3 separate regions of the Mus musculus genome follow, and regions 1 and 3 are each linked to region 2. Evidence: chromatin loops called from intact Hi-C (ENCODE). Cell type or tissue: gastrocnemius. All regions are shown on one strand.

Evidence for each region. Hi-C counts contacts between places; a loop is a spot of excess contacts. Peaks named below come from ENCODE experiments on the same cell type or tissue, not always from the same donor. Only the 100,000 strongest peaks of a DNase experiment are listed, where the experiment ranks them.
Region 1: a loop joins it to region 2, with 7 times the contacts of the local background. A loop is called at or near these places in 22 of 42 quality-filtered maps.
Region 3: it touches region 2 in a loop (11-fold over the local background); 35 of 42 quality-filtered maps call a loop at or near these places.

What each region holds. Positions count from the first base shown.
Region 1 is chr6:149,055,890-149,060,889 of GRCm38, forward strand. The region is part of intron 3 of Dennd5b (DENN/MADD domain containing 5B); the gene reads right to left. Among named protein-coding and RNA genes, the nearest start is that of Gm23462, 16 kb to the right of the region's middle. In gastrocnemius, CTCF peaks have their summits at 734 (motif pointing right) and 2,118 (motif pointing right); a DNase peak (open chromatin) is centred at 2,161; H3K27ac peaks cover 518 bases.
Region 2 is chr6:149,116,994-149,121,993 of GRCm38, forward strand. No RefSeq gene overlaps it. Among named protein-coding and RNA genes, the nearest start is that of Dennd5b, 18 kb to the left of the region's middle. In gastrocnemius, CTCF peaks have their summits at 2,239 and 3,118 (motif pointing left); a DNase peak (open chromatin) is centred at 3,093; H3K27ac peaks cover 2,145 bases.
Region 3 is chr6:149,008,173-149,013,172 of GRCm38, forward strand. It overlaps Dennd5b (DENN/MADD domain containing 5B), which reads right to left. Exons shown (of 21, transcript NM_177192.3): 15 at 1,583-1,728. Among named protein-coding and RNA genes, the nearest start is that of Gm25539, 43 kb to the left of the region's middle. In gastrocnemius, a CTCF peak has its summit at 2,818 (motif pointing right); no DNase peak of the experiment used is centred here.

The DNA.
Region 1 (5,000 bases), 61 kb before region 2:
ATAATTAAGTTTGAAAAGTAGATAATAATCTATGGGGGATGCAGCCTGTAGATAACACTAATATTTTCAGAGCAAGCCATATAGTTTTCTATAGGGCAGAGAGAGAGAGACAGAGACAGAGACAGAGACAGAGAGACAGAGAAATAAGTTTACTTTGGTTCTGATCTGGTTTTGATGATAAATCAGTTACAAAAAGAATCATTTTCAAAATTGTTTTACACTTGAGAATTGAAGATAAGAGATTATGGACTTGTAAGAATTTCACAAAATTCTGTGTACACAATGACAGTAGAACTGGGGGCTGACTTTATAACTTTAACTTTGCAAAAGGTTAAGGACAATAATCAGATGTTACTTGTCGCATTTGACCAAGCATAAAAAGGATGTTTTCCACTTAAAAATTTTGTGCCATTTCAACATTAAAAATTTTTTTAAGATTTTTTTTATTATTTTAAAATTATGTAAATATGGGGGGGGCAGACTGTGCACATGATTGCACAAGAGGGTGCTGGATCTCCCTGGAGCTGGGATTACAAGTACTTGTGAGCTGCCCTACATGGGTGCTGGGAGTTGAACTGGTCCTCTGTAAGAGCAGTACATGTTTTTTTTTTGTTTTTTGTTGCTTTTTGTTTTTTAAGAATTATTTATTTTATGGATGCAAGTACACTGTAGCTGTCCTCAAACACACCAGAAGAGGGCATCAGATCCTGTTACAGAAGGTTGTGAGCCATCATGTGGTTGCTGGGAATTGAACTCAGGACCTCTGGGAAAACAGTCAGTGCTCTTAACCGCTGAGCCATCTCTCCAGCCCGTAGCATATGTTCTTAACTGATGCTGGATAGACAGCCCAGAGGTGCTGGCAGGGGACCCAGACTTGATTCCTAGCACCTACATGGTGGCTTACAATCATTCATAATTCCAGGAGATTCAATGATCTTTTCCTTTTTCAACATAATATTTTTATTGATTATTTAGAATTTGTATATAATGTACCGGATTATATACTTTCCAGACTTCCCAGGTCCATCCCCCCCACCCCCCCCTCTCATGACCGCCTCCAAAACAAAAGCAGAAAAAGAAAAAAAAGAAAAGAAATAAGAAAAAATTCCAAGTCCAATTTAAGTTCCCTATATACTTACTAAAGCATGGTCAAACTTGCAGTGGCCAGCCCCTTAAAGAAAACTGAGTCCTCCCTTACGCCTACTTTCACCAGCAGCCAACTGCTGTGAAGAGCTGCACTTCAGTAGTGCCCCTAACACAATGGTTTCCTTCGACAACCTCTCCTTACATCCAAGGGCACCAGGCATGAATGTGGTACATAGATACACATGCAGGCAAAACATCCATTCACATAAAATAAATGTAAAATTAAGAAAAATTTACATTACATTTATTTATGTAATTAATTTATGGAACTGGGGAAGGGGTTAGAAGACAACATTACAGAGCTGGTACTCTTCTACCCCTATGTGGGTCCTGAGGACTGAATTTAGGCAAGCACCTTTACCTGCTGCGTTATCTCACCAACCCATTTTTCCACCTCTCCCTACTTGAGGCAAAGACCTTTAATAGATATTGTATTTTACAAATACTGGAGAATCATGCTCTACTGCCTGAACTGGACGCATGCTGGCACCACGATTCTGCAGACTCTTTTGCAATTCAACCTGTAATGAAGGAACCTTTCAACCTATCTTTACTGAACATAATTAATTTAAAGAGATTACCTTTATTAATCTACAATATTGTAGAAATGCAGGTTAGTAGTAGTGCATTTATTTGCCTAATATTCATGAGATGCTGGCTCTATCTCTCTGTCTCTCTGTGTGTGTATGTGTATATGTGTTATCTTGTACATCACACAATAACAGTGCTTGTTATTCTTTTGAAGCTAAGTCGTACAGAAAAGAATGGCTTAGATGTGAATACCAGATCAGTCTGTAGAAACATCAAGAGCTACCTGTGAGAGAAGATCAGCTCTAAGACATCAGTATCTGATTTTATATTTCTTTCTCCATCATATGCCAGATAATGTGAAAGGCTTCCAATTCATTCAGTTATTACAGTTGGTAACCACTTTGACAACGAATACAGACAATGAATTAACCTTTGCCAGCAGAGGGCAATGGAGACACACCACAGGGGAGCCGGGTAGGTTGTTTGTTTGTTTTGCTTTCTGGTCCCAGAGTGCAATCTGTCTTGCTATTGCTGTATGGGTATTTGAGGACATCTGGTGGCACACTGCTATGCCACATGCCAAGAATGAACAGTCAACTGATGATACCTCTTATGGTCCTAAAACAATGTATATTCAGACCTCACACCACAGTGATATTCAACAAATCCTGTGGGTCTGTTCACCAGCCACAGAAAACATGGGCCTTGGACTTTGCCTTCTGTTAGATCAGTGACGAAGGACCAGCTCTGGTCTCCAGGCAACATACTGACAAGTAACCTACTGGTCTTCTTCATATTTTATGAATGGAATTTCTTCAGTGAGGTATTCACTACAGCTCTGGGTATGGGCTCTCACTTAAATGTTTGTGCTTCATTGAGTATCCTTCAGAGTTTATTTCTTTACAGCCTATTTTCTAATACAGTTTAGTAATAATTCATATTACATTCCTCTGCCTAAATTACGTTATGGTTTCTGTTGCCTAGCTGAACCTCAACTGAAAGGTAAAGAGATTTGAGCAGTCAAACTAAATTCCTATCAAGTTGGCTTACAACAGTCTCCTGGAAAACACTTTCTCCAGGTAATGGTGGATTGTAATGTGGAATATTTTCTTGCTTTATTTATAGAAACACCATGGGAAGTAAAAAATAAATTACACATTTTTCTCTCCTCCCCTGGACTTTAAAAGACAGGGCTCATTTTCCTTCCACTCCTATTTCCTGCTTGTAAATGCTCTATGGCCAATCTTTTCAGTTTTGAGTTCTCTACAAGACTGGTTGATATATCATACTTTTTAGTAATGAAATCAATTGGCAGAAAGACCATTTCTTTTAACTGGATCAAGAAATAAGACGCAGGGGCCGGTAATCCAGTCATGGCAATGCTTGTCTAGCATGCACAAGGCCTCTGCATTCAATCATTAACAGAAAAAAATAAATGAAAAAAAAAGTTTTTCTTTAAGCACTCTTTGCATGTGATATGTGTAAAACATGTGCACGTCAGAGGTTGATATCAAGTGTCTTCCTCAGTTGCTTTCCATTTCATTTAAAAGATAGGGTCTCTCCTTGGTAATCACCACTTTGGCTACACTGGCTGACCATTGACCTCCAGAGACTTGTTTGCACTACTCCCTTCTTCATAGCTGAAGTTACAGGTGTGCACTGTTGCAACTGGCTTTTATGTAAGTGATAGGGGTTTCAATTCGATACTCATGCTTACCTGGCTGAGCTAACTTCCATTCAGCATTATCTTAGTCAGTGTTCTATTGCTGAAGAGTCACTATGATGACCACAGCAACTCATATAAAGAAAAACAATTGAGGCTAGTTTACAGTTTCAGGGGTTTAGTCTATTATCAGCATGGTGGGAAGCCTGGCAGCATACAGGCAGACACGGTGCTGGAGAAGGAGCTAAGAGGTCTATATATTTCCTCCAACAAGGTCACATCTATTCCAACAAAGCCAAACCTCCTAATCCTTTCAAATAATGCCACTCCCTAAACATTTAAGTATATGAATTGATAGGAGCCACTATTATTCAAACCACTGAAAGCATGCACGTCCATCCATCTATCATTTGTTTGGTTTTTCAAGATAGGGTTTCTCTGTGTAGCCCTGGCTGTCCTGTAACTCGTTCATGTTTTGTAGACCAGGCTGTCTCCAAACTCAAGATCTTGAGGGTTGGGATTAAAGGAGCATGCCATCATCCCTGTCCTCCATCCAGCATTTTAAGATAAAATATATATTTTTGTCCCCAATGATTCCAAGAGATGGATATGTGATAGCAGGTTTTTTTTCAAGAATTATCTATTTTATGTATATGAGTCATAAGTCCACTGTAGCTGTCTTCAGACACACCAGAAGAGGGCATCAGATCCCATTACAGATAGATGGTTGTGAGCCACCATGTAAGGTTGCTGGGATTTGAACTCAGCACCTTTGGAAGAGCAGTCGGTGCTCTTACCCACTGAGCCATCTCTCCAGCCCTGATGACAGTTATTTGAAGACTCAACAGGGCACATGCAGCTTTTCATGATTTAGCTCTTGTTTGCTTTAGTTCTCACCATTACCTTACAGGCAGCCAAACTCCTGTTGCAGGTCATTCTGTGACTAAGACATCTTCAAAGGTTTGTGAACCTCTGTATATCTTCCTCTTTGCAGAAATGTTCCTCCTTGTATGTGGCAAAACTTTTACCTTTAGAAAATCTCTAATACTAGAGACCTTTACACTGATCCTTTTCTTTATTTTCTTTTGAGACAGCCTTGGCCAGAATTCACTATATAGACCAGGCTGGTCTCAAACTCACAGAGATCTGCCTGCTTCTACCAGCCTGCCAATGCTGGAATTAAATGCTCACACTACCACACAAAATTGACAACTCTATTTCTAATCTCAGAATCTTCAGCATCGCATACGGGGTTTACTACATTGTAATTAGCTGATAAATGTATCTAAAGTATGTAAAATGAAATACAGCATGCTTGGCTGTTACAAATTAAAATATACTGTTATAATTTTGCCTAGAACATCCACGAGGCTCCAATGGATGTCCCTGCTTAAACTTGGCGAGTCACAACAAAACAAAAATACACGAACACATGTATAGTACCTGGTGTTCTCTTGCTAATCATATTATTCCCCCCCCCCCCAAAAAAAACTGTTTGCAGTGTCCTGAACACAGGCTAAAGGAGGCCTGCCCCCAGCTGGATTTGACTGGTAATAAAGAATTGCTGTACAGCCAATAGCTGGGCAAAGGGAGACGAGGCAGAACTCTTAAAGCTGCGTGGGCTAACATGCAGGAGGAGGAAAGGGAGAATCACCATGAC
Region 2 (5,000 bases):
GCACAACCACCTTATCAATGCAGTTGGGTCAAAGTGACTTTGGACACTTCTCTAAAGCAACATATGACTTGCCTGAATTAAAGGACCAAGTCAATATTAAAAATTTTGGCTAAAAATATGGAAATGTACATGTGAATTTAACACATTAATAAAATATTGTCTTGTAATGTCTTACTCATTGGCTCCATGCCAGCAGCAGCCACACACAGAGTAGTAATTAAAGTGGCAACACTTGTCTTGAGGCCAAATTAGGGGAAATTATTTACTCTCCTTGCTATGGTTGGGAGCATTACAAATCCCAGAATCTAGATAAATGAGGTTATGGTTATATACATACTACTTTTTATATTCATCTTTAAATGTACAATTTGATAATTTTTTCCAAGAAAAACTGCTCCAAAGCAACTGAAATAAGAAGCAGATTGCAATCTTTTATCTTGAGTATCTGTTTTGAGCACCATCCTCATACCCCAAACCCTGACAAAATATTGAACACTTTCTTGCTTTTTGTAATAGAAATTCCCAAACACACACAAGATAGACTAATGAGCCCTCCAGTGTCTGTTGTGATATATCTACATATCTTAACTTTTGGCTGATCTATTTTATGTCTACCTTCCATTTTGGCTTATTTGAACTCAACGATCAGAGACTAATGTTATAGCTTAGTGATAGATCTCTTGCTGTGGTGGCTTAAATGAGAATGGCTCCCATAAGTTAATTTATTTGAATGCATTATTATCAAAGTGTGGCAGTATTTAGAAAAAATGAAGAGGTATGGCCTTGTTGGAAGAGATGTATCGATGGGAGTGGGCTTTAAGGCTTCAAAAGCCCAAGCCAGGCCCAGGGTCTGTCTGTCTGTCTGTCTGTCTGTCTATCTCTCTCTCTCTCTCCCCCCACGCCCCTTTTTCTTGCTGCCTACAGATCTGGATGTAGAACTCTCAGCTACCTCTCCAGCACCATGTCTGCTTGTATGCTGCCTTGCCTCCATTATGAAGATAAAGGACTAAACCTCTGAAACTGTAAGCCAGCCCTAATTAAATGCTTTCTTTTATGAGTTTCTGTGGTCATGGATCTCTTCACAGCAATAGAACACTGAACAAGAACCTGCCTAATAAATCAAGGACCCTGGGATCTAGTTCCCAATACTATATAAAATATAAAATAAAATCAACGACCTTGTTTGGTTCATTGGCCTTTTAAAAATTTAATTTTGGAGATTGGATGATGGCTCAGTGGTTAAAAGGGCTATCTGCTCTTCCAGAGGACCTGGGTTTGTTTCAACTAAACTGAAGTGTCAGCATTTGTGTCCGTGTTGCTCATTTTAAGCTGTTTGGGGCTGGAGTTAGCCCAGCCTGTTGAGTGCTTTTTTAGCAAACACAAACACTTGGACTTATTTCCAGCACTTTGTAAACCAGGTGTGGTAGTGCACTGCTATGGTCAGCACTGGGGAGAATGGAGGTAGGATTATAAATTCAAGGCCTTCCTTGGTTTGGTAAGTTTGAGAACAGCACAGATAAGGCACAGATAAGGTCCTGTCTCAAAAACAAACCAAACTAACAAAACAAAAAGAAAACAAATAAAAACCCACCACCAACAACAAAACACAAGTTTTATTTACCATTGATCTAATTTTGGATCAAAAAGGGACACTAAGAACCTGCTGCCAAGCAAGTTTGTTCCAAACAAGACAAGTTTGCCAGGGAAGCATGAATGAGCTCTTGACAGACTTGTATCCAAGAGTCTCTAGGTCCAGTGAACACCTGCATTTCATCCTTTATCTAAAATACAACATGTGAAACAGGAAATATAAAATTTGGTAGTGTCAGTGTTCAAGTTTTACTTAGTCCCTGTTACTCTAAAAAAACAGTTTTGTTTTTTTTTTTTAAATCCTCCACAATCCATTTTCTGGAAAACAGCTTACTTCAAAGACCCGCCCTTCCTGTAGGACTTTAGTACGCCTTTCAGGTACTCCTCTTTGTTTGCCTAGGACAAGAACAGACAGGAGGCTTCACAATTCTTTGATAAATGATAAATGATTAGCTGAGTTGTTTGTTCCACTGATCACCAGGAGCAAAGTGCTTGTTAGTCAAACTTTGATTAAGCCCTTTTTCTTCCCAGGCCCCTGAACCTTGGCCCACACTCAGTCTGAGTCAACAAGTGTCCCTAGAGGACAACTGGCCTCAGGGTTATTCTCAGATCAGCACACACCCTTTCCATAGTCTCTTGTTGAAATAGCGCTCTTCTACTGCAGAGGCTCCCTGACCCTCTAAATGTTACTTTTAGATAAAAGTCTCTCTTTACTAAGTCTGGATTTTTAAGTTTAAAGATGCAGAAGTACAAGACAATCTCTCAGCTCCTTTGAGCTTTAGCTAGTGCACACGTTGTTAATACTCTTCAGCCCTGCTGGTGAATTTCTAGTGATTCCAGTGGCTTGCTCTGACAAATGATGGTAAAGGCAGATAGTTAAGATGATGGAAAGATTGTTTGCATTGTCTTATATATACCATTGCATTTAATCCCTCTAACTTCTATAAAAAGTACTATCTTTCAGCTGTTTCACAGGTAGGGAAAATGAGGCCTGGAAGAGTTCAAAACATTCTCAGACAGCCCGTGAGTTGTAAAATTGGGTGCAAATCTGGATCAATCTGAGGTCACAATTGGTTCAGTGTTGGAAAACATCTTTACTCCCTCTGCACAGATCCTGACAGTACAGATAACCACAGTGAAGACTGACTGAGCCTCTCTCTTGGCAACAGCATTTGAGGGAAGGAGTTTTTGTAACAGTAGCCAAACTACAAAATTAATCATCCTGTTTCATACCTATTCCACACCCAGACCCTTCATTTTGATCTGAGGGACCTTGAGTGTTTACTTGATAATGGTATGGCTACGGATGAGAAGCACATGAAAAAGCTACTACTGTTCTGCTAGGATCTAGGTTGGTAACAACAGGGAGGACACATGTCCACCTGCTGAACACAGCCCATCTCATGGAACCGTTGCAGCTGCAGAGGCTGAGGTCTGTGGTAAAAATAAACACTTTTTAAAAGGAGTCAGAGTGTGTGAATTACATAAATGAATAAATACCCCCCTCTCCTGGCTATTGTGAGCATTGCAACAGCTTTATTAATGAGCTCCTCCACTAGGCATTTTAGAGTCCCAGCATCTTAAGGTCACAGCATTGGTGCTGGCCTACAATACCAATACCAGGAGGCTGTAGCAAGAGGATCAGAAGTTCAAGATCATTCTTGACTACAAAGCAAGTTGGAGGCACAGTAGGAAAACGTGCTTACCACCAAACCTTGTCTCCTTAGCTGATGCCACCACCTCCTCTTTTTCTTCCTCCTCCTCCTTTTTTTTTTTTTTAAGATTTATTTAATATTATATGTAAGTACACTGTAGCTGTCTTCAGACACACTAGAAGAGGGAGTTAGATCTCGTTACAGATGGTTGTGAGCCACCATGTGGTTGCTGGGATTTGAACTCTGGACCTTCGGAAGAGCAGTCGGGTGCTCTTACCCACTGAGCCATCTCACCAGCCCTCCTCCTCCTTCTTTAACTGAATCTTGTTATATGACTACCCGGGCTACCCTGGTATTCCTGATCTTCTTGCCTCAGCTTTCTGCTGAGATTACAAGTGTTACCTTCAAAATAAATTTACTCCAGATACCCATAATAAATAAATAGGAAGAATTTTTGAAGTATTTCAAAATGAGTTTATGGGTTCTCTTGAATGGCTGAGAATTTTGGGGAATTCTGATTTCTCAATCTGAATCATAATGACTGACAACTTATCCAAGAGGCTGAGGCAGAAAGACCGATGAACACTCAAAGATAGTGGGCTACACAGTGAAATCCTCTCTCAACAAAGATAATAAAGAACTGATATCTTCCAGTAATTTGAGAATACCACCCTAGTTTAATACTCTCTGTGACCTATGGAAGATTAAAGTTTCACAATCTCAGAAAAGTACAACTTACAAATAGTTGTAGGTCCTAATTTTGACATAATCTGAAGTCTAAAGATAGGGAGAAAGAGTCAGTGTTCTTCCATTTATGGAGAGAGTTCTACAATTAAAACATTCTTCAAAATTAAGGGATATTTCAGGAAGCTCAACTTCCTGACCCTCTTCTTTCTTTAGACAGGTTCTCACTACGTAGTTTTGCTTGAGCTGAAACTTACTATGTAGAATAGACCAACCTGACTCTAGGAAATCTGTGTACAAGGATGTTAATGTGTAAGTCTGTGTAAGACTGTGTTGCTAGGAATCAAACCCAGTGTCTGTGTACGTGTGCATGCTAGGCAAGCATTCTACCACTAAGCTATATTCCCTGACAGGAAACTTTTTATAGATTAAAGTGCTCATTACGTTAAAATGTTTTTTGATGATCTCACAAGGAGATAAAATGTTTTATTTTTCCCTGCTAGTAAAATTTTATACAATCTAAGAAAGTGGCCAGGCGAGATGGCTCTCTGGGATAGTGTTTCCTTTGTAAAACCCGAGTTTAATTCCAGGTTGTACACACACAAAATATATAAAGGTAATCTTTTACAAATGCCCCTGAAGCTCAACACTATATATGATGAGAAGGAAAGGTAGGGAGAGAAGAAGGAAGGAGGATGCAAAACAACTCTGAGGTCAGATTGCTAGATTTGGTATTCCAGATTTCAAAGGGGTAAATCATCTGTTCCAGCAGATAAAAGCCACCAGGGCTGCATTGACTGGAATAAATCTATAGGCTCTTGAAAGAATGAAGTTAGTCAATTAACCCCAAGACTACATTTGAAAGTATTTGAAAAGTTACATTAGAGAGGCAACAAAAATCAGATTATATTCTGAATGTCTAATAGTCCAAAGGTCACATGGTAATTTGCATTGAACTAAATACATTAAGTAGCAGGTTGTCTTCTTTTCCTCCTCTCCCTCCTTCTTTCTCTTTCTTTTGTCTAGGGTCATACTTAGTGTTCTAGACTAGCATCAAACCCAAAGTGATCC
Region 3 (5,000 bases), 110 kb before region 2:
AAAGAATTCTCCACTTAATACTTTTGGATCATAATTAACACCAGGTACTAAAACTGTAAAAAGTGAAATTATGAATAAACTACGGTTATCAGTGTCCTTGCTGGTTTGTGGAAAAGTACAAGACAAAGCAACGGTGATAGGAACTACAAAAATGGATGATAACTAAATCCTGACTTAAAAAATATCCGATTAGGGGCTGGTGAGATGGCTCAGTGGGTTAGAGCACCCGACTGCTCTTCCGAAGGTCCAGAGTTCAAATCCCAGCAACCACATGGTGGCTCACAACCATCCGTAACAAGATCTGACTCCCTCTTCTGGAGTGTCTGAAGACAGCTACAGTGTACTTACATATAATAAATAAATAAATCTTTAAAAAAAAAAAATATCCGATTAGATGATCAGACACACTATATGATGGACTGAAATATCAAAGTTGCAAGTTTTAAAAGCATTTGCCTTCTTTGTATATCAGTGAAAGGCATCATGTGACCTAGCTGAGGGAAGATGCCAGAGAGAGAGAGAGAGAGAGACAGACAGACAGACAGAGAGGAGGTGGGAGGGAGAAGATGGGATTAACAATGTAGTTTTTGTTCCATAACTGGTGGGCCAAGAAAAACCAAGGCTTTAACTTCTTTTTTTAAAATTTTTAAAAATCTATTTATTATTATATCTAAGTACACTGTAGCTGACTTCAGACACACCAGAAGAGGGCGTCAGATCTCATTACAGATGGTTGTGAGCCACCATGTGGTTACTGGGACTTGAACTCAGGACTTTCAGAAGAGCAGTTAGTGCTCTTAACCACTGTGCCATCTCTCCAGCCCGGCTTTAACTTTTATATACAGATAGATGTGAGTGTGCCACAAACAGAAAGCCAGATGGACCACTGTGGGAGCCCTGTGATTCCAAGTGAAATGACTGATCTTTGACCCTAGGGAATATAAATGGGAACAGAACACCCTACTACCGTTTCTCTCTTATCTGTTTTACTCCTGGCATGTCAGGACCAACCTGAATATGGGTTCAAACATATGGGATTACTCTACTAGATGAGACCCCAAAACTGACAATATAAAAAGCAGTATTTACAAGAGCCAGGCATGGTGGCACACACCTTTAATCCCAGCACTCGGGAGGCAGAAGTGGGCCGATCTCTGAGTTAAAGGCCAGCCTGGTCTATACAGTCCAGGAGAGCCAGGGCTACACAGAGAAACCCTGTCTTGAAAAACAAAAACATTCTATAATGCCACTATGTGCTTCAGGAGCCATATGCAAGGATGTCAGGTCTCTGGTCCTAAGGACCACGTTAGGGAAAAAGCATTTATTTAACATTTTCTGTTTGTCATGTTCTGTGTTAGGCACTGGGAATCAAGGAATAGGACCTGGTGAAGCCTACTACAAGTAGAAAAATAGGAAAATAGGGCTTAACAATAAAAATATAAAGCAACTCGTTTAACATGCTTTAGACACTGTAAGCATATGATAACAAAATGATCTTGTATGTTTGCATGTTCCTTTCATTTGTTTAAAGGGAAATGAAAAGGCAAAACCAGAGATCTTCTGTAGAGCTAAGAGATGTTACCTCAAAAGTCATCTCAAGCAAGTTCTTTGGAATCTGCATTACTCCGGTGTCTCCCAGCTCTCCTGAAACACAGATCCACGGGTTCGAGGTAATGATTGCATTGCTCAGCTTTTTAATTGGAATGATCACTGATCTATAAGGAATCACTGAAAGAAAACACAGAAGTGAATTAAAACATCACAGGATCTAGAACTCGATGCTTTTAAGATCTATGTTGCTTTTTATTTATTTATTTTTTTATGTGCATGAATGTTTTCCTGTATGTATGTATGTACACCATATCTGTTTCTAGTGACCTCAGAGGTCAAAGAGTAGAGTCAGATCCCCTGGAACTGGAATTATAGAACTGGAGTTATGAGCTACAATATGGGTACTGGGGACTGAACCCAGGTCCTCAGCAAGAACAAGTGTTCTTAGTTACTGAGCCATCTCTCTCTAGCCCCTAATATTTGGCTTTTTATGATCATTTTGCTTTTGTTTTTTTGTTTTTGTTTTTGTTTTTTTGGTGTTTTGGTTTTTTGAGACAGGGTTTCTCTGTATAGCCCTGGCTGCCTTGGAACTCACTTTGTAGACCAGGCTGGCCTCGAACTTAGAAATCTGCCTGCCTCTGCCTCTGCCTCTCAAGTGCTGGGATGCACCACCACCACCTGGCTTTTATGATCATTTAAAAAAAGATTTACTTATTTTATATATTTGAGTACACCATCGCTATATTCAGACACACCAGAAGAGGGCTTTGGATCCCATTACAGATGGTTGTAAGCCACCATGTGGTTGCTGGGAGTTGAACTTAGGACCTTTGGAAGAACAGTCAGTGCTCTTAACTGCTGAGCCATCTCTTCAGCCCCTTGTTTGACAAACAAGTCTTTAAGACAGGGTTTTCCTGTGTATCCCTGAGTGGCCTGAACTTGCTCTGTAGACCAGGCTGGTCTCGAACTCACAGAGATCTGCCTGCCTTTGCTGAAATTAAAGGCATGTGCCACCACCATGACTGCCTAGCCAGTTTTTAAGATATACTCATGAGGGCTAGTGAGGTGGCTCAGTGGTTAAAGGTACTTGTCACCATGGCTGACAACCAGATTCAATCCCCAGAACCCATGTGGTGGAAGGGGAGAGAACCAACAGAATGCTAGGATTAAGTTACTGAGGTAACTTATATGCATAAGGAATCAGGGACAGCCAGATGTGCAGAGGCCTATATAAAGCCTTTTCAAAAGACTCACCACTAGATGTCAGCATCCTGTCATGGATTTTGGCTCAAATGTGAAAGCACAAGAAAATTAGGAATTTACAGCAGAAACCATGTAAGAACACTGCTGATTGTTGGCTCACTCACAGGTTGTTACTTAGCTAGCTTTCTTGTACAGGCAGGACCACCTGTGTAGGGAATGGTGCTGCCAACAGTGGGCTGGACAGTCCTAAATCAATTAACAATCAAGAAAAAAAAATAAATTAAATAAATAAAGAGAGAAAGAAAGAGAGGGGGGAGGGGGAAGGGAGGGAGGGAGGGAAGGGAGGGAGGGAGAGAGGGAAGGAAGGAAGGAAGGAAGGAAGGAAGGAAGGAAGGAAGGACGAACGAACGAACGAACAAGATAGACCTTATAGACATGCCTACAGGCTTATATGATCTGGGTAATTCCTCAACTGAGACTCCCCTCTCTCTCTCTCTCTCTCTTTTTTTTTTTTTTTTTTTTTTTTGGTTTTTTGAGACAGGGTTTCTCTGTATAGCCCTGGCTGTTCTGGAACTCACTTTGTAGACCAGGCTGGCTCCGAACTCAGAAATCCACCTGCCTCTGCCTCCCAAGTACTGGGATTAAAGGCGTGTGCCACCACTGCCCAGCGAGACTCCCCTCTTAAGCTCTGTAAAGTTGCCAGTTAAAGTTAACTAGGGTACTCAGCTCTTGGTGACAAGCCCAGTTCAGCATTCCTCCAAGGTTTCTGCTTCAAGCATTTACTTGTGTGAGTTTCCACCCTGACCTCTAAGCTGGAACAAACCCTGTCCTCTAGCTGCTTTTGGTCACGGTGTCTGTCAGAGCAGCAGAGAGGAAACTAGGACACCAGGATATTTCGCTATACATTTCAATGGCTCAAATTGAAAGTTTCTCAGAAAAAAAGAAACCTAAAGGTACAAGAATATTTTTGGAGATTCTTAGGCATCTTAATTATTACTGTGTATGTGATTTGCCCTTTTATGCTGAGACATCTTGCTAGTCCTTTTTGGTCTGCGTTTGTTTTGAGACTTGATTCATATGTCCCATGCTGGCCTTGAAAATAGCTGAAGATGACCATGTTGTTAGCCATCTAAGTGACCTTTCTTTTCTTTTAAAACCTTTAAAAGACATTTATTTGTGTGTGCGTGTGTATGTGTGTACCCACGTATGTGTCTTGGTGCATATGTAGAGCTCAGAGGACAATCTTTGGGAATCTGTTCTTTTTCTACCTAGGGAGCTGAACTCTGTCAGGCTTTGGAACAAGTGCCCTTACTCATTGACCTATCATGCGTGACCTCCTATTCTTTCTTTTGAGATAGAACTTTCCTACATAGCGTATTCCAATCTTTTTTTTATTTTTGGCTTTCGAGACAGGGTTTCTCTGTCATGGAACTCACTCTGTAGACCAGGCTGGCCTCGAACTCAGAAATCTGCCTGCCTCTGCCTCCCAAGTGCTGGGATTAAAGGCGTGCACCACCATCGCCAGGCTGCCAGTCTTAACTTTTTGATCCTCTTGCCTCAACAGGGATTACAGGAGCTACATGCCCAGTCTTTAGATAATTAAAAACAAACAAACAAAACAAACAAACAAAAACAGTGCTGGGATTGAACCCACTGTTTCACACATGGTAAGCAAGTGCACTCCAAGTGAGCAATAGTTTTACTCTAACAACTTAGATTCTTATACATGTAGTAATTGAATGAACTAGAGATTATTAGGTTATTACTTGTAGATATCATTAGTATTTGATAAGATATCTAATAAACTCATTACACAATTATAGGTATCTAATAAGATATCTAATAATCTTATTAGATATTACCTAGTTAGATATTGATATTTTATTAGATATCTAATAATACCTTATTAGATGTTGGCCAATTTATGTTGGCCCTATTAATTCCAACTCTTTTTTCCTTATCTGTTTCTCCAGAGACCAGCAATCTGTGCCTTCACAGTTCTGGCCAGTGAAATGACAATGATGCTTACTGAGATTAGGAGAAAATTATGCTTAAAACAACAACAACAGGGGCTGGAGAGATGGCTCAGCAGTTAAGAGCACTGACTGCTCTTCCAGAGGTCTTGAGTTCAAATCCCTGCAACCACATGATGGCTCAAAACCATCTGTAATGAGATCTGATGCCCTCTTCTGGTGTGTCTGAAGATAGCTACAGTGTACTTACATATTAAATAAATAAATCTTAAA